Linked DNA regions of Homo sapiens: region 2 is linked to region 1. A link is an interaction called in ENCODE POLR2A ChIA-PET data of the cell type or tissue named here. Cell type or tissue: GM12878. All regions are shown on one strand. Links, peaks and the distances in the headings refer to the core of each region. The heading gives the core; the rest is flanking DNA.

What was found. ChIA-PET counts read pairs that join two places held together with the same protein. Peaks named below come from ENCODE experiments on the same cell type or tissue, not always from the same donor. Only the 100,000 strongest peaks of a DNase experiment are listed, where the experiment ranks them.
Region 2: POLR2A ChIA-PET joins it to region 1 with 6 read pairs; 4 of 35 experiments call an interaction of 5 or more read pairs at or near these places.

What each region holds. Positions count from the first base shown.
Region 1 is chr19:7,219,944-7,229,938 of GRCh38, forward strand. The region is part of intron 2 of INSR (insulin receptor); the gene reads right to left. Among named protein-coding and RNA genes, the nearest start is that of INSR, 69 kb to the right of the region's middle. RefSeq lists a silencer at 2,221-2,421. In GM12878, for the core only: no CTCF peak of the experiment used is centred there; no DNase peak of the experiment used is centred there; H3K27ac peaks cover 445 bases.
Region 2 is chr19:7,162,909-7,172,077 of GRCh38, forward strand. It overlaps INSR (insulin receptor), which reads right to left. Exons shown (of 22, transcript NM_000208.4): 6 at 7,629-7,843; 7 at 5,060-5,186; 8 at 3,246-3,496; 9 at 124-291. Among named protein-coding and RNA genes, the nearest start is that of ZNF557, 98 kb to the left of the region's middle. In GM12878, for the core only: no CTCF peak of the experiment used is centred there; no DNase peak of the experiment used is centred there.

The sequences.
Region 1 (9,995 bases), core at 4,017-6,516:
GTCCCAGAACTGAATCTTATGGAACCTTCTGGGGTCACATGCCCACCCCTGAACCAATCATGGAGGCTGGAGGAATTAAGAAAGCTGATTGGCCCAGTCTGAGTCATGTGCCTTCCCCTGAGCCAATCATAAGAGTCTGAAGGAATAAAGGAAGCTGGCTCTGGGAATAGAGTCCACACAATGAGGTCTGAGTGGCTTCCCAAGCAAAATATGATTCTAACCCATGCAAAATCTGGTTCTATCTCCAGGAATGCTGAGTAGGCAAATCTGAATGCCTCCTCTCCAGAGATGAGTAATCTTGTGTTTGCCTCCTTTTCAAGTTGGTGGCAAAAGTGAATCCTATTTTTTTGTTTTATTTTATTTTTGAGATGGAGTCTCGCTCTGTCGCCCAGCCTGGAGTGCAGTGGTGCGATCTTGGCTCACTGCAACCTCCGCCTCCCGGGTTCAAACGAGTCTCCTGCCTCAGTTTCCCGAGGAGCTGGGGCTACAGGCGCGCCACCACGCCTGGCTAATTTTTGTATTTTAAGTAGAGACGGGGTTTCGCCATGTTGGCCAGGCTGGTCTCGAACTCCTGACCTCAGGTGATCCTCCCGCCTTGGCCTCCTAAAGTGCTGGAATTACAAGTGTGAGCCACTGTGCCCGGCCACGGATCCTATTTTTACAACTTGTGCCAACTCTAGGTAGGTTCGGTCTTGTTATGCCCATTCGAAAAACTGGGACTAACAGAGCATATGTTATGCAGTGACCAAGAAAATTAAATAAAATAATAGATATAAAACACTTAGCACAGGGTCTAGTATTTGGTAAGTCTGCCACACATCGGCAATTATTATTCCTATATTTTAAATTTTACTGGTAACATAATAGTATGATTTGAATATTTGTCCCCTCCAAAACTCATGTTGAAATGTAATTCCTCATGTGGCAGCATTGAGAGGTGGGGCCTTTCAGAGGTGATTAAAAGGGCTGTGTCCTCATAAGTGGATTAATCCATTCATGGATTAATGGTTTATCATAGGAGTGGGACTGGTGGTTTTATAAGAAGAGGAAGAGAGACCTGAGCTGACACTCTCAGCTCCCTCGCCATGTGATGCCCTGCTCCCTGTCAGGACTCTGCAGAGTCCCCACCGGCAAGAAGGTCTTCACCAGGCCGAGCGCAGTGGCTCACGCCTGTAATCCCAGCACTTTGGGAGGCTGAGGCGGGCGGATCACTTGAGGTGAGGAGTTTGAGACTAACCTGGCCAACGTGGCGAGACCCCGTTTCTACCAAAAACACAAAAATTAACCGGCTGTGGTGTTGCGCACCTGTAATCCCAGCTACTCGGGAGGCTGAAGTGGGAGAATCTCTTGAACCCAGGAGGCAGAGGTTGCAGTGAGCTGAGATTGTGCCACTGCACTCGAGCCTGGGCAATAGAGTGAGACTCTGTCAAAAAAAAGGAGGAGGAGGAGGAGGAGGAGGAGGAAAGAAGAAGAAGAAGAAGAAGGCTGGGCGCAGTGGCCACGCCTGTAATCCCAGCACTTTGGGAGGCCGAGGCGGGCGGATCACCTGAGGTCAGGAGTTCGAGACCAGCCTGGCCAGCACGGCGAAACCCCGTCCCTACTAAAAACACAAAAATGAGCCGGTTGTGGTGGCACACGTCTGTAATCCCAGCTACTTGGGACGCTGAGGCAGGAGAATCGCTTGAACCTGAGAGGCGGAGGTTGCAGTGAGCCGAGATCACACCACTGCACTCCAGCCTGGGCTACAGAGTGAGATTCCATCTCAGAAAAAAAAAAAAAGAGATCCCTCCTTTCAGGATAAAGTTTGCATGGACTCTGGCATCACACTGGGTTTCAACTTTTCCTTTCTAGCTATGTCCCCTTCTCTAGGCAATTCAGCTACTCCAGGCCCCCCGTCCACTTACCAGGACACAGGAATCAGAGTAACACCCATCTGGCAGGGCTGTTGTCGGGATCAAGTACAATTATACAGCAGGCTTGGGGTTCTGAAGCAGCTGGGAAGATCCACAAGCCACGATATATTGAGCACCAACTGTTTACAGCTATCAAGCATGTACTATCCACCAGGCACATGATCCTCCTAGCAATTTTTTCATTTTTCTGCACAGCACCATTTGGGAAAGGCTAAGTCAGAGTCTGGGGTGGGTTGAAAGCTAGAAGACACTCTGAGCCTATGTCCTCGGTAAAAAAAAAAAAAAAAAAAATCAGGAGTGACCCATGCTCAGCTGATAGCATTAACGGGGAAGGAAAGAGGGCGACAGAGACTCTTCCCCAACATCTATCTAGCCCAGCTTGGCACTTTGGACCGCAGCCTGTATGGAAATTCCTGGCCTCTGATGACCTCAAGCTGTCTTGGTCTTTAATCCTGACTCTGAACCTGTTTCCTTACTCAGATAGAGGTCTGACTTTTGACATGTGTCCCGTACACCCAGCACCCATCTGGCTTCCTTATTTTTTTGTTTTTTTAAGAGACAGGGTCTTGCTCTGTTGTCCTGGCTGGTGTTCAGTGGTGTGACCGTAGCTCACTGCAGCATCAAACTCCTGCGGTCAAGCAATCCTCCTGCTTCAGCCTCTGGAGTAGCTGGGACTACAGCCATGGGCCACCACAGCTGGCTAATTTTTTTATTTGTTTAGAGACAGGGTCTTGCTACATTGCCCAGGTTGGTCTTGAATCCCTGGCCTCAAGTGATCCTCCCACCTCGGCCTCCCAAAGTGCTGGGATTACAGGCATGAGCCACGGTGTCCAGCCTGGCTTCCCTATTTGGCAGTGATTATGTCCACTCCTTGCTCTTGGTGGAGGAAACAGCTGTGTCCTTGGGGAGGGCCAGGCTGTAGGTAACTACGCTTCCTTAGAGGAAGCTATAGGTATAAGGAAGTTTGCTTACTCCAGGGACAGGGAGGCCAGCTCCCTTGCAAAAAAGGCAAAGAGGGAGGCCAGTGAAAAACTGGCTAAAACTGTCTGGGCACTGTGGCTCATGCCTGTAATGCCAGCACTTTGGGAGACTAAGGAGGGCGGATCACCTGAGGTCAGGAGTTTGAGACCAGCCTGGCCAGCATGGCAAAACACCATCTCTACTAACAATACAAAAATTAGCCCAGTGTGGTGGCGTGCACCTGTAATCCCAGCTACTCGGGAGGCTGAGGCAGGAGAATTGCTTGAACCTGGGAGGCAGAGGTTGCAGTGAGCTGAGACTGCGCCACTGCACTCCAGCGTGGGTGACAGAGTGAGACTCTGTCTCAAAGACAAACAAACAAAAAAAACCAACTGGCTAAAACTAAAGAGGTTACCATGTGCCACTCACTACACTTTACATGTCACAAGCATTAATTACCTCATTTGATTTTCACCCAAACCAAGAAATGGAAGTATCTAGAGAAAGAAGCCCAGCATAAAGACACAAGGGAGCATTTTTGGAGGTAACCATTGACAGAAATGAGTTAAAGAAAATTCAACTGGTGTCCAGGCTCTGGTGTAAAATTCTGCTTTGGGGTGAAACGCAGGGTTACCTGGGCACACTGTGATGGTCCTGGCTAACCAGTAGCAGGTGGGCTTTTGCAGAGATAATCCAGGGCCCTGTGATGAGTTGGTCACCCTAGTGACCCAATTTTGGCCTCCAGATATTGGCTTCTGGCCAATTCTAGGAGGATCAGGAAGCCAAATTTAGCACAGAATGTGCTGCTTCTTCATTGAACTCCTATTCACCCTTCAAAACCCAGTACAAAAGTTCCCTTCCTCTGTAAGGCAGAGTATAGCAAGAAAAGCTAGGGTTCTGAAGCCAGAGAGACTGTGGGTTCAAATCCTAGCTCTGTGAAAAGATTGTTGTGAGGACCATGTGCCTGGGAGACAATACATGCTCAATAACTCTATACAGCTGGTGCTCAGTAGTGACTTATGGATATTCCCAGGTGCTTCAAAGCCCTCAACCTGATGGATATTACTCTATTAAACCCAAAATTTCCCATCTTCCCTCCTCTAAGCCACCAGAATAGACTGGAACAAAAAAAAATTTTTTTTTTTTTTGAGACCAGTCTCGCTCTGCCACCCAGGCTGGAGTGCAGTGGCATGATCTCGGCTCACTGCAACCTCTCCCTCTTGGGTTCAAGCCGTTCTCCCACCTCAGCCTCCAGTAGCTGGGACTACAGGCGTACACCACCACACCCAGCTAATTTTTGTATTTTTAGTAGAGACGGGGTTTCACCACGTTGGCCAGGATGGTCTCGATCTCTTGACCTCGTGATCCGCCTGCCTCAGCCTCCCAAAGTGCTGGGATTACAGGAGTGAGCTACCACACCAGGCCAATTTTTTTTTTTTTTTTTTTAAAGACAAAGTCTTGTGACATGCTCAAACCAGCTCATGCAAATCTCCGTTTCAGTCTTTCTCCCTCAACCTCAAGCCCTGACACCAAGCAGGGCTGTTTTCCAATTGGCTTTTCCTCTGCCAAGAATTTCCCCAGAGCACAAACAGAGGCGTGCAGCGAAGTAAACACGGGAAGCTCTGAAAACCCATTCATGGGCAACTCAAAGGTGTCGAGACATCAGGGTGTGTGGCCGAGCTTTCCGCCATGGGGGCAGCGAGCCTCCACGAAGCCCAGGCGACTTGCCGACGGCCCCACTCCAGGTGACCAAGCCACATCTCGACCAGAGGAAGGAGAACATACAAAGAAAGACACTGTCTCTGCCGGAGGGCGATGGTCCAGGCAGTGCACCCTGGGCGAAGGGGCCAAGAAGCCGTAAGATGTGCGTCCCGAGGAAATGCACCGTGGTTATAAATACAGCAAAGAGTGTTTGGATGAAGCTGGTGTCTGAAAGTGGAGACAGTCCTGGCTAACCAATAGCAGGTGGGCTTTTGCAGAGATAATCCAGGGCCCTTTTCACAGAGACCTAGGGCTGTAAGGAAGTCCCCCAAACGCCCAATAAATATCCAGGTTCTTGTCTCTAAATTAGCTGGCTGAAGAAAACTTGGTCCAAACTGCATCAGAGGTGGGGGTGGGGGAACAGAGGAAAGAAAAGGGGATGAGAGAGAGACAGACAGACAGACAGACAGACAGAGACAGAGAGGGGAGTATCCCATTAAGGCAGCAGGGCAGCAGCAAAGAGGAGAGAGGAGGGGAGAGGGGAGGTTGTGGCCACATGCTGTGTAACACTTAGAGTTTCCTATGCACCCAGCACTATTCCAATTATTAACCATTTATTTCCCCCAACAATCCTAGATGTTCCCATTTTACAGAGGAGAAGACTGAGGCACAGAGAGGTTCAGTAACCTGCCCATGGTCACACAGCTATTGAGCGGCCGAGCCACAAGAAGACACTTGCTCCATCAATGTTACTGTGGGCCAGTTGCCGTTATAGGTGTAAGATGATTCCTCAGGGAGAAACGCTAATGTTCCCCTTCCCCGACACTTTCTCCAGATCAGCTTAGGGGTGCTTGAGTGCCTGACCCGCCACCCCCGCCCCACCACCAAGCCAAAATGCTTGAGTGACACTCTCTGATTCTCCAGTGTACCATGTCACCAATTAGGTGTTTCAAGAGGGGCTTCCAAGAGGGAAGGACCTTTCTGTTTTCTTCCCTGTGGCTATGTCCTGACTCCCCAGCCCAGCACTTGAGTAATACATAAACCCACCTTCATTAAATGACTATCATCATATTCCTCCAGATTCCTTGGTCCCCCAAGTCTAGGGACGTGGTTTTTGTCGGTAGCATGGCAGTGTCAAACCACAGAGCCACGAGGCTGATGATGGGCTCTTGGTTTCCATTTCCCCCCCCTCAAAAAAAGAGCAGAGAATAATTGCAGAGTGCCCCTCACCCCCATTCCAGCACCCTGGTCCAGGGGTCCTCAAATGGAGGCGATTCTGCCCACCAGGAGACACCTGGCAGTGTCTGGAGACATTTGTGTTTGCCATGCCTCGGGGGCGGCGCTCCAGGCATGGAATGGGTGGAAGCCAGGGATGCTGCTAGCACCCTCAGTGCCCAGGACGGCCCCACCCCAGAGAACAATCCAGCCCCAGTATCCGCAGGCCCCAGGTGGAGAAACCCCGTCCCGGAATGAGAAGCCCCTCTCCTCCACCACATCAAAGCCAAGATGACAACGTCTCTGAGTTTGACACAAGGTTAGGGGGAAGTCTCATTTTTCAAATGGCTGGCTGTAACACTAAAAAAGGAAAATTAAAAATGTCTGAGGATCGGCCTAGTGTGGTGCCTCACGCCTGTAATCCCAGCACTTTGGGAGGCCGAGGTGGGAGGATCACGAGGTCAAGAGATCGAGACCATCCTGGCCAACATGGTGAAACCACATCTCTACTAAAAATACAAAAAAAAATTAGCTGGGCATGGTGGCGTGTGCCTGTAGTCCCAGCTACTCAGGAGGCTGAGGCAGGAGAATGGTTTGAACCTAGGAGGTGGAGGTTGCAGTGAGCCAAGATCGCACCACTGCACTCCAGCCTGGCAACAGAGTGAGACTCCGTCTCAAGGGAAAAAAAAAAAAAAAAAAAACAACTCTAAGTACCAACTGCAGTGGCTCCTGCCTGTAATCCCAGCAATTTGGGAGGCCGAGGCAGGAGAGTTGCTTGAGCCTGAGAGGTCAAGACCATCCCTGGCAACATAGTGAGACCCCATCTCTACAAAAAATATATAAAAATTAGCCAGGTGCGATGGTGTACACCTGTGGTCCCAGCTACTCGGGAAGCTGAAGTGGGAGGATTGCTTGAGCCCAAGAGGTCAAGGCTACAGTAAGCCATGATCACGCCACTGCACACCAGCCTGGGCAACAGAGCCAGACCCTGTTTCCAAAAAAAAAAAAAAAATGCCTGAAGGAGGAGGTGAATCCTAGAAACAGCCCAATTTCATCTCCATATACCCCTACTCCAAACAGGTTTCCAAATTGCAAAAATGGCTGATAAAAAAAATTCTTTAAGCTGATGTAAAAACTAATGCCCTCCTCCTCCTGCCAATTTTGCTACTCTTGAGCAAGATCTCAGCAGCTCCACTTGGATGCTGGAAATATATGCCAGAGGAGACTTATGATGCTAATTTCCTTTAGTAAACAGTTCAAATCTTGTCTTGGACACCAATGAAATAAGAAAAGCTAGCCACAGGCTGTGTGGAATTCCTTCCTCTTAACACTAAGCATCAGGCATTCCATGACTTTTGCTCTTGGGATGGCAAACATGAATGTTTCTAGAACACTGAGTTTTCCAGCATATACCTTTTCTGGTTATTTTCAATAGGTTTGGTGTGAAAAATTAACGAATTCACTATTTGTTGCTGGACAGTCCCTCTGGAACAAAGAACTGTGTGTCAAATACCAGCTGAATAATCAAGCAAACATTTGCATTCTTTTTTTTTTTTTAAAGACAGGGTCTGGCTCTGTTGCCCAGGCTGGAGTGCAGTGGCGTGATCACAGCTCACCGCAGCCTCAACCTCCTGAGCTCAAGCAATCCTCTCAACTCAGCCTCTCAAGTAGCTGGGACTACAGGCATGCACTACCACACCTGGTTAATTTTTGTATTTTTTGTAGAGATGGGGTTTCACCAAGTTGCCCAGGCTGGTCTCAAACTTCTGGACTCAAGCGATCCGCTTGCCTCAGTCTCCCCAAATGCTGCAAATACAGGCATGAGCCACTGCACCCGGTCAACATTTGCATTCTCGTCGAAAGATCACGTGCTTTTTCCAAAGCATGTGAGAGTTTTGCATCGACTCCAGCCAGCTTAGACCTAATGTGGGTCCTCCCCTTTCACCAAGAGGACCCGGCTATTGCAGATGCCCTTGCAAGTTACAAAACATGTTCTCCATCAAGCCACACAGGGTTATGGATCGGAAAGGCAGCCCACCCTGATGAAAACCACAGTCGCGGTACAGATTGTTTTGTTTTTGTTTTTGTTTTTCCAGAACACTGATATGTATCCTCAATGGTTAACATTGTGTCCTAAAAGGTGTTTTTCTGTTTCTTAACATACCAGAAACAAGATGGTCTGAGACCGCGACCTTCACACTAGGGTCATATTTCAACACAGAAACCAGGGTAGCATCACCCAGAAAAAAAAAAGGGAGGGGAGGTAAATCAGACTGTCCCAAATCTAGGGCCTCTCTCAGGGCACAAGAAACAGCCCCAGAGGGCCCCCATGGGTCCTGCTCCCTAAGGCCATTTGTCCCTCTTCACTGTGGTACAGGGTGGTTCTGAAACGCACCCTAACTTTAGTGATGACACAGGGTCCGGCAAGTATCCAGACCTATAGTCCAGCAGACTTTCCATGAAGACCTGCCCTAAAATGAATATCGACACTTGGCCAGAAGCAACAAAATAACATTCCACTCTGCTGGAAAATTGAGGCGGGGGCTTAAAGGCTTATTTTAACAGCTTAACAGCTTAGCAAAATAAATCTGCTGTCATTATACACAGACAAATGTCGTTTATGTCTCTTGCATCTATGAGACAATCAAGATTTCATGATCACACCCCATTTACTCAGTGAGGCTAAAGACAGGAAGGTCAAGAGTATTAACAATTATATAATTATCCTCTGCAGTAAAACAATTGAGGCATTCCACTCAAATCAGAAATGAGACTGGGCTGACCATATTCAGCTGCGTCACTGAACACTGTTCTGGAAGTTCCTGCCATAACAAGGTTAACAGCAATAACTGGTCTAATTATTGGCAAAAGGCAAGAAGTCATCATTATCTGCAGATGCTGCAATTATAGAGTTGGAAAATTGAAGGGAATCAATTGCAGGGCTTTTAGAACTAGTAAGCATTTAATAAGGTAGCAGTAAGTAAAGAAAACACAATCCCTGTCCCCTATGCTACAAAATAATCACTTTTAATACTTCAAAACATCTCCCTTATATTAGATGATAGACACACGGATAGATGGAGAGATGAATGGACACATGGATGGGTGGATGAATGGGTGGGTGGAGGGATGGATGAATGAATAAGTGGATGTATGCATGGGTGGATAGATGGATGAGAAGATTGCTGGGTGAGTGGTTGGAAGGGATGGAGGGACAGGTGTGTGGATTGTTGGCAGAGTAGACAGAAGGATGGATGGATGGATGGATGGATGGACGTCTGGGTGGGTGGATGGATGGATGAATGGATGAGTGGATGTATGGATGGATGAATGGATGAGTGGATGTATGGATGGATGGGTGATTGGATGAGTGGATGGATGGATGGGTGAGTGAATGGATGAAGGGTGACTGAATGAATGGATGGGTGAGTGGATGGATGATGGATGAATGGGTGAGTGGATGAATGGATGGATGGATGGATGGATAATAGATGGTGGGTGGTGAATGGACTGGATGAATGGATAGATGGATGGATGGATGGGCAGATGAGCAAGTGGATGGAGGGATGATGGATGGATGGATGGATGGATGGATGGATAGATGGATGGATGGATGGATGGATGGATGGATGGATAGATGGATGGGCAGATGAGCAAGGGAGTGATAGATATAAAGCCAGCAATCTAAGAACAATGCTTACAAGAAGTAGACAAACTGTGTCTGAAGCAAAATCACAAAACATTTCTAAGAACAGGAAAGAACCCTTGGGAAAATGGAGAGGAAATCCATGACATAGGAGAGTACAAGTAAATACTGCCAAGGTGCTCCTTCTCTCCATCAATTTATGGACTTCACATACAATCAACCCCATAAAGGGCCTCTGGGTCTGTGTTTTCCTTTTCCTTTGCTTCCCTTTTTCTTTCTTGGAACTTAGCTACAGTTTTTAAACTTTTGGAAGCATAAACAAAGCAAGGATGCTTTTGAAAAATGAAAAAGAAGAATTACTCTGGAGGATACATTTACAGTCTTTTTTTTTTTTTTTTTTTTTTTGAGACAGGGTCTTGCTCTATTGCCCAGGCTGGAGTGCAGTGGCACAGTCATGGCTCACTGCAGCCTCGAACTCCTGGAGTCAAGTGATGCTCCCACCTCAGCCTCCCAAGTAGCTGAGACCACAAGTCAGTGCCACCATGCTCAGCTAATTTTTC
Region 2 (9,169 bases), core at 6,660-9,159, 54 kb before region 1:
TGTGTGTGTGCCTTCCGACACTGAGACACAGGAAGAGATAGCTGCTTCCCTAGAGGTGAAGCAAAGTGCATCAGACACACGTGTGCAAACCCCACCGATCCTAGCACAGCTGCCTGCACTCACCTTTGAGGCAATAATCCAGCTCGAACAGCTCACTGTCTTCCGCCTGCCTCTCCCAGAAAACCAGGTAGTGGGTGATGTTGCCATTGGGGTCGGAGGGTGGTTTCCACTTCAGAATAATCTGGGATGATGAGTTAGACACTGAGATTGGATCCAGGGGCACAGAGGGGTCTGTCAGGGAGAAAGGAAATGGGTCCATCATGAGAAACAGTGTGCAAAGAAAGCTGGTGGGAGGATGGCGGGGGACACACAAGTTAAAGACATCATGAGGGCACCCATCCCAGCATTTTGGGCGGCCAAGGCAGGCGGATCACGAGGTCAGGAGATCGAGACCATCCTGGTTAACACAGTGAAACCCCGTCTCTACTAAAAATACAAAAAATTAGCCAGGTGTGGTGGTGGGCGCCTGTAGTCCCAGCTACTTGGGAGGCTGAGGCAGGAGAATGGCGTGAACCTGGGAGGCGGAGCTTGCAGTGAGCCGAGATTGCGCCACTGCACTCCAGCCTGGGTGACAGAGCAAGAGTCCGTCTCAAAACAAAACAAAACAAAAAAGAAAAAAAAAACCACCACCAACCAACCAAACAAAACCCAAAAAACCCAAAGTAACGGAGGTGGCCGAGGGAGCTGGGGATGGGGAGGGAGTCCAAACACCTGGGAGCTAGAAGTTTCTGAAAACTGTAAGTCTTTTGGTGTCACTAAAAGATACAGGATGAATGAGCGGGGATTAACTGAAGAAGATAGGGTTGATTTATAAAGTTTGAATTCGAGGCCAGGCACAGTGGCTCATGCCTGTAATCCCAGCACTTTAGAAGGCCGAGGTGGGCGAATCATCTGAATCACCTGAGATCAGGAGTTCGAGACTACACCTGGCCAACATGGTGAAACCCTATCTCTACTAAAAAAAAAAAAAAAAAAAAAAAATTAGCTGGACATGGTGGTGGGCGCCTGTAATCTCAGCTTCCTGGGAGGCTGAGGCAGGAGAATCTTGAACCTGGGCAGAGGTTGCAGTGAGCTGAGAATGCGCCATTGAACTCCAGCCTGAGAGACAAGAGTGAAACTCCGTTAAAAAAAAAAAAAAAAAAAAAAAAGCTTGAATTTGAGCCTACAGGACGGGGTTTCTCACCCTTAGTACTATTGGCTTTTAGGACTGGATAATTCTTTGTCATGAAGGAGGGTGCATCCTGTGTGTTGCAGGACATGGAACAGCCTCTCTGGCTTCCGCCCACGAAATGCCAGTGGTTTCATCTCCACAGCTGTAACAACCAAAAATGTCTCCAGACATTGATTGGCAGCTGTTCCCTGGCAGAGCAGTTAACCTCCTTTGGGAACTACTGCTATAAGAGAAGCACTTAGGTTTTACAAAAATATAATTAGGCCGGGCCCAGTGGCTCATGCCTGTAATCCCAGCACTTTGGGAGGCCAAGGTGGGCGGATCATTTGAGGTCAGGAGTTCCAGAGCAGCCTGGCCAACATGGTGAAGCCCCATCTCTATTAAAAATACAAAAATGGCTGGGCGCGGTGGCTCATGCCTGTAATCCCAGCACTTTGGGAAGCCGAGGCAGGCGGATCACCTGAGGCTCGGAGTTCGAGACCAGCCTGACCAACATGGAGAAACCTTGTCTCTACAAAAAAAAAAAAAAAAAAAAAATTCGCCAATCGTGGTGGTGCATGCATGTAATCCCAGTTACTCGGGAGGCTGAGGCAGGAGAATCGCTTGAACCCGGGAGGCAGAGGTTGCAGTGAGCTGAGATAGGGCCATTGCACTCCAGCCTAGGCAACAAGAGCGAAACTCCATCTCAAAAAAAAAAAAAAAAAAAAAAAAGGCTGGCATGGTGGCTTATGCCTGTAATCCCAGCACTTTGGGAGGCCAAGGTGGGCAGATTGCAGGTCAAGAGATTGAGACCATCCTGGCCAACATGGTGAAATCCCATCTCTACTAAAAATACAAAAATTAGCTGGGCGTGGTGGCACGCCTGTAGTTGCAGCTACTTGGGAGACTGAGGCAGGAGAATCACTTGAACTGGGACGGGGAGGTTACAGTGAGCTGAGATCACACCACTGCACTCCAGCCTCAGTGACAGAGTGAGACTCTGTCTCAAAAAACAAAACAAAACAAAACAAAAATTAGCCAAGTGTGCTGTAATCCCAGCAACTTGGGAGGCTGAGGCAGGAGAATCACTTGAACCTGGGAGGTGGAGGTTGCAGTGAGTCCAGATGGCGCCACTGCACTCCAGCCTGGGTGACAGAGTGAGACTCCATCTCAAACAAACAAACATAATTAAATTGCTGTGAAATACTCCAGGCCAAAACAAACAACAAAACAAAAAGAAGTAACAAGTGGGAAGAGGGAACAGGCGTCGAGATGAAACAAAAATGACCAAAGGCTGAAGCTGGGAGGCGGCTAACTATGGGGTTTTGTTCTGTGTTGTGAATATTTGACAATTTTTCATAATAGGATGAAAAATATAAATATTCCCATCAAGTGGCTTGTTGCTACTGCCTCGTCTGAAACTATAAGCCTCAATACCCAGCTCCTTTAAAAGCCAATAACTGACTGGGCAAGGTGGCTCACACTTCTAATCCCAGGACTTTGGGAGGCCGAGGCAGGAGGATCACTTGAGGCCAGGGGTTCAAGACCAGCCTGGGTAACACAGCAACGTTCTGTCTCTACAAGAAATACAAAAATTAGCTGGGTATAGTGGTGCATGCCTGTAGTCCCAGCTACTCAGGAGGCTGAGGTGGGAGAATTACTTGAACCTGGGAGGCGGAGGTTGCAGTGAGCCGAGATCATGCCATTGCACTCCAGTCCGGGTGACAGAGTGAGACTTCATCTCAAAGAAAAAAAAAAAAAAAAGCCACACATGGTGGTATACTCTGGTAGTTCCTTCTACTTAGGAGGCTGAGGCAGAAGGATTGCTTGAGCCCAGGAGTTTGAGGCTGCAGTGAGCCATGATCACCCCACTGCATTGCACTCTAGCCTGGGTGACAAAGTAAGACCCTGTCTAAAAAAAAAAAAAAAGCCAATAACCATATCAAGGAGCATTTTATACAACCTCACTGCATCAGCCTATTAAAAGCAAGAGGTCTGATTCACATACGAATTCACATTCCCAAGACACACTCACTGGTGGCATCTGTCTGGACATAAATGATGTCACTCTTGGCCCCATAGGTCCGGCGTTCATCCGAAAAGGTGACCAGGGTCTTCACAAAGATGGCATACTGGGTCCAGGGCTTGAGACCCCGCATCAGCCACCCTGGGTGGTTCTGTGATTTGGGGTCGTTGGACCTCAGGGGTGGGTCAATGTCTACCACCGTCCAACTGTTGGAACCACACGCATCCTGCCCGTCGAACTCCGTCACATTCTGATAAGGGCTTTCAAGACAAAACAGCAGAAGGCAGTTACCCTTACAAGACCGTCACACTGAGTGCCGTGCAGATGAGGCCTGGGAAGTTACATCCCATAGGGTCACATGTTACTCACCCAACAATCTAATGCCACAAGAAAAAATAACTCGGGAACAGCCAAAGAGAAAGGAACTGTCAACCCTGACATCTCAATGAAAAAACACAGCTTGGGCATCCCTTATTCAAAACACTTGAGACTTGGCCAAGTGCAGTGGCTCACGCCTGTAATCCCAGCACTTTGGGAGGCCGAGAATGGCGGATCACCAGAAGTCAGGAGTTCGAGACCAGCCTGGCCAACATGGTGAAACCCCGTCTCTACTAAAAATACAAAAATTATCTGGGCATGGTGGCAGATGCTTGTAATCCCAGCTATTCAGGAGGTTGAGGCAGGAGAATTGCTTGAACCCGGGAGGCAGAGGTAGCATCAGCTGAGATCGCACCACTGCACTCCAGCCTGGGCGACAAAGGGAGACTCTGTTTCAAAAACATAAATAAATAAATAAATAAATAAATGCTTGGGACCAGAAGTGTTTTGGATTTTGGATATTTTGGGGTTTTGAAATATTTGCATTTTACTAGTTAATTTGCATTGTACTGGTTCAGCATCTCTAATCTAAAAATCTGAAATCTGAAATGCTCCAATAAGCATCTCCTTTGAGTATCAAGTCGGCCCACAAAAAGCTTTGGATTTTGGAGCATTATAAATTTCAGATTTTCAGATTAGGGATACTCAATCTGTAATAATAGTAATAGCAGGAGCTCCCTCACAAGTTACTGATAAGATTAGACTGTGTGTCAGTGCTCAGCAAGGCACAAGGTAAATCTTGAGGGCTAGAACTATTATTAATATTACTACTGGTCAGGTGCGGTGGCTCATGCCTGTAATCCCAGCACTTTGGGAGGCCAAGGTGGGCAGATCACCTGAGGTCAGGAGTTTGAGACCAGCCTGGCCAACATGGCAAAACCCGTCTCTATCAAAAATACACAAATTAGCTACGTGTGATGGTGTATGCCCATAATCTCAGCTACTCAAGAGACTGAGGCAGGAGAACTGCTTGAACCCGGGAGGCAGAGGTTGCAGTGAGCCAAGATCTGCCACTGCACTGTACCCTGGGCAACAGAGCAAGACTCTGTCTCAAAAAAAAAAAAAAAATTGGGGATAAAAAAGAAAAATAGATAAGCAATACATTTGATAACATCCACTTAGTAGACTGAGCTCCTGACTACTAAGGATGTCTGATGAGACATACACAGGCAAGGCAAAATAGAATATTGCCCCAGGAAACTGGCCAGTCCGGGCTTCTATGGGAAAGCTGTCTGCTTCCATTTTAGGCATTTGATAAAAGCAGACACTATTGACTTTGCATGCCATCGACTGGTGAGATTGTAAAAAGGAACCTAAGATATTTATTCCAGGAGGAGGAGGGAGATAGACAGGAACCCAAGAGGGGCAGATTGGAGCACAAACGTAGCAAGCACAGAGCCAGCCAGCCCTCGCCTCCTCAGCGTCTCTCTAACTCTTCTACTTACGCCTCTTTGTAGAACAGCATGAACCCCAAGAGGTCTCGGAAGTCGGGGGGCCAGTACGGCTCCCATCTCAGCAAGATCTTGTCAAAAGATGTCCGAATGTAAGAAAATTTAAGTAACTCATTTTCACCTGGAAAAGTTAAAACAAAAGGCAAAAATGAGCTATTTCAGTGTAGTTTCAGACCAAAGCCTGGGACCCCCACACTTCCTGGAGGGACCGTGAGAAGGCAGAGGTGACGCTGCTATTCCCTTAAGGGTCTCCTCCCCATGTGCCTGGCTGAGTATGAATGGGGGAAGATTCAAAGGTAAGAGCCAGTTTTGCAACTTGGCCACTCACACTCACGTAAGCCAATGACTTGACTCAGCCAGACAGTCAACTGAATAAGCGCAGTCTGTACCCGCGCAAGAAGGACAACCGGCCAATAGTTATTGGAGGAAGGGATTTCCAAGGGTGATGTTTGTCCTGACACAACGTTGTCTCGCATATGGACTTGTAAGACTGACCTGGAAGGAGGTGCAACTCCAGTGCAAATAAACCTATGCCAAGTGAGTTTAGAGACCCTGCAGATCATTAGACATCGGAGAGACGCATCTAAGTAATTCTCTCTGCCTAGAAGACAAACCCTCTCCTAAACCTCACCCCAACCTCGCTCTCTCTCCTTGCACTACATTTTTTTTGAGACAGTCTTGCTCTGTCACCAAGGCTGGAGTGCAGTCCACCTACCGGGTTTAAGCAATTCTCATGCCTCAGCCTCTCAAGTAGCTGGGATTACAGGCACCCACCACCACGTCCAGCTAGTTTTTGTATTTTTTTTTTTTAGTAGAGATGGAGTTTCACCACATTGGCCAGGCTGGTCTCGAACTCCTGACCTCAAGTGATCTGCCTGCCTCGGCCTCCCAGAGTGCTGGGATTCCAGGCGTGAGCCACCATGCCCAGCCCTTGCACTACATTTTGACATAAGTAACTAACTCCCCATGAAGGTATCCCAGAAGCCCTTGGCAGCTCACTGTTTAGAATCTGTCAGGGAAGTGCAGTCAGCAGGCAGCCTGCAGCTGCAGAAACTGCAGGACCTGCTGTAGCATTCCAGCCAAAACCTGACTCTCCCTGGACAGCCCCCACCTATGACTGAGCTTGGTAGATGCCTGGCCGTCCCTTTGCAATGCAGAACTTCCCTGCAGACAACCGTGGCCTTGATCTCTTTCTGGGTTTGGCCAAGACTCAGGGATGCATCACCATCTGAGACTCTCCCAGCCCTATCCTCCCTCCTTCCCGCTCTCTGTTCACAGAGGTCAGACACACGCTATTGTCAAAAGGCTCTTCATGGCTGAGCGTGGTGACTCACACCTGTAATCTCAGCACTTTGGGAGGCCGAGGCGGGAGGATCACCTGAGGTCAGGAGTTCAAGACCACCCTGGCCAACATGGCAAAACCCTGTCTCTACTAAAAATACAAAAAAAAAAATTAGCCGGGCTTGGTGGCATGTGCCTGTAATCCCAGCTATTCTGGAGGCTGAGGCGAGATAATTACCTGAACCCAGGGGAAGGAGGTTGCAGTGAGGCAAGATCACGCCACTGCACTCCAGCCCTGGGTGACAGAGCAAGACTCTGTCCCAAAAAAAAAAAAAAAAAAAAAAGAAGCTCTTCCTCTGTTTCATATTTTATGAATATTACCCTCAATACATTTTCTGCACTCCTAACTTCAACTTGGCAGTCACTTCCCAGGAGATGCAGACTGACATAGGTATTTTACTCAACTTTGAAGTCTTCAGCATCAGCCTGATACACATATAAGAAGGTGTCATCCATTCATCCATCATTCATTCATCCATTCATTCAGTGCTTGTATGACTTCATCCCGTATCCGGTACTATATGGCACAGTAAGCATAGTGATAATATTAATAAATGTGCAGAATCTGCCCTCAGTAAGAAAGCCTATCACACAGTGAGTTGTTAGAGGGAAGTAATACCCCCTGGGGGTGACTGTGATGGATGAGAGAGGACAGCCACATTATCTGGTTTGTGGACCACTTACAGCAGGGGTCCCCAGCCCCTGGGCCACAGACCAGTACTTATCCATGGCCTGTTACGAACAGGGCTGTACAGCAGGAGGTGAGTGATAGGTGAGCAAGTGAAGCTTCATCTGTATTTACAGTCACTCCCCATCGCTTGCATGACCACCTGAGTTCTGCCTCCTGTCAGATTAGCGGCGGCATTAGATTCTCACAGGGGTGTGAACCCTATTGTGAACTGTGTACATGAGGTACCTAGACTGCACACTCCTTATGAAAATCTAATGCCTGATGATCTGTCACTGTCTCCCATCACCCCCAGCTGGGACCATCTAGTTGCAGGAACACAAGCTCAGGGTTCCCATTGATTCTACATGATGGTGAGTTGTACAATTCTTTCATTATATATTACAATGTAATCATAATAGGAATAAAGTGCATAGTAAATGTAATGCACTTGAATCATGCTGAAACCATCCCCACCCACCACCAGTCCATGGAAAAACCATCTTCCACTACACCGGTCCCTCATGCCAAAAAGGTTGGGGACCAGTGACTTACAGGATGCCTGGTCCCCATTGGTCTTCAGGGCAATGTCGTTTCTCTCCTGGCGCCCCTTGGTTCCTGAAACTTCTTCCATCTTGTGGATTTCTGACAAGCAGAGTTTGGGGTTATAGTGGAAGAAGAGTTTCCCCTGAGTGATGGTGAGGTTGTGTTTGCTCCAGTCCCAGAGCTGCCTTAGGTTCTGGTTGTCCAAGGCATAGAAGGAGTAGTTCCTATGGAAAAAACACACACATCTAGTCATTCAACGGCTGGTCTTCTACAACTCCAAGATGGTGTGGCCATGCTCGGAGTTGATCTTGTTCAGTGCTACGTGCCTAATCCTCTCCACTTGCTTGGCACATACTCAACACATATTTGTTGAATGTGGATAACAGAGGAAGTTGAGGAAGTTTTCATGGCCAGGAAGGAGGCTCAGCTCAGTCTTGAAGAGGGGTGGTGAGTCTGTGATGGACTGAGGAATAGGTTTTGCAGAAACCAATTTCTGCAAATAGGGGAAATACTGATAACACAGAGGCACCTAAGCTGAGTTCAGGGAAGAGCAAAGTAGCCTGTTTTGGCCAATAGGTGACAGGAAATAGCTGTAGTTGCAATGGACCAGACCCTCTAGTATATTGCATGCCAGACCAAGACCAAGAACATGTGGCCATCCTTAATAAGGAGAAAGGAGCCATTGAAGGTTTTTGTTTGTTTGTTTGTTTGTTTTATTGAGATGGATTCTCACTCTGGTGCCTAGGCTGGAGTACAGATAATATAGTCTAAACTATATTGTTTAGACCACCTTCTCAAGTCACTTACCAGCTCATGTTGATTAACATGTCCTTTTGTCCCTTTCCCCATTTGCTGTCTGTTCTACAGATGTGAGGCTGGGGCTGAGGCAGCCATCTTGTGACCATGAGGAGCACAAAGATGGAAAGAATCTGGGTCTTCCACAGACCTCCTGCCTATGAGTCAATCTTGATCTAGCTAGTTTGAGTTTCTGCTGTTTTGCTAATAGAGTTTCTAGGACCTCAAGGAGAAGGTTGGAATATACTGGAATATACTGAGATGGAGTCCATCCCAGAAATTAGGATGGACAACCGGGACTAAGAGGGAATGTTCATTTTATGCATGCCAAACTCTACTCACAATGCAGCCCAAACAGCAAATTTAGCAAAAATTCCAGCCTGTACCCTTGGAGGATGGGCACCAAGGTTGGGCTGCTCCCACTTTTGTTTCTCAAGAATGACTATAAAAAAGCTTTTACAATTTTTGGCTGGATGGACCTTTAGGCACATTCCAAGTTCTTTTTTCCCGAGGTTTTGCCAGATATACTTTTATTTGTTTTTTATTTGTTTTTATTTGATTTTTAAAAAATCCTTAAGTTTTTCCTTTTCTTTTCTTTTTTTTTTTTTGGACAGAGTCTCACTCTGTCACCCAGGCTGGAGTGCAGTAGTGTGATCTTGGCTCACTGCAACCTCTGCCTCCCAGGTTCAAGCTATTCTCCTGCCTCAGCCTCCCAAGTAGCTGGGATTACAGGCATGCACTATCACACTTGGCTA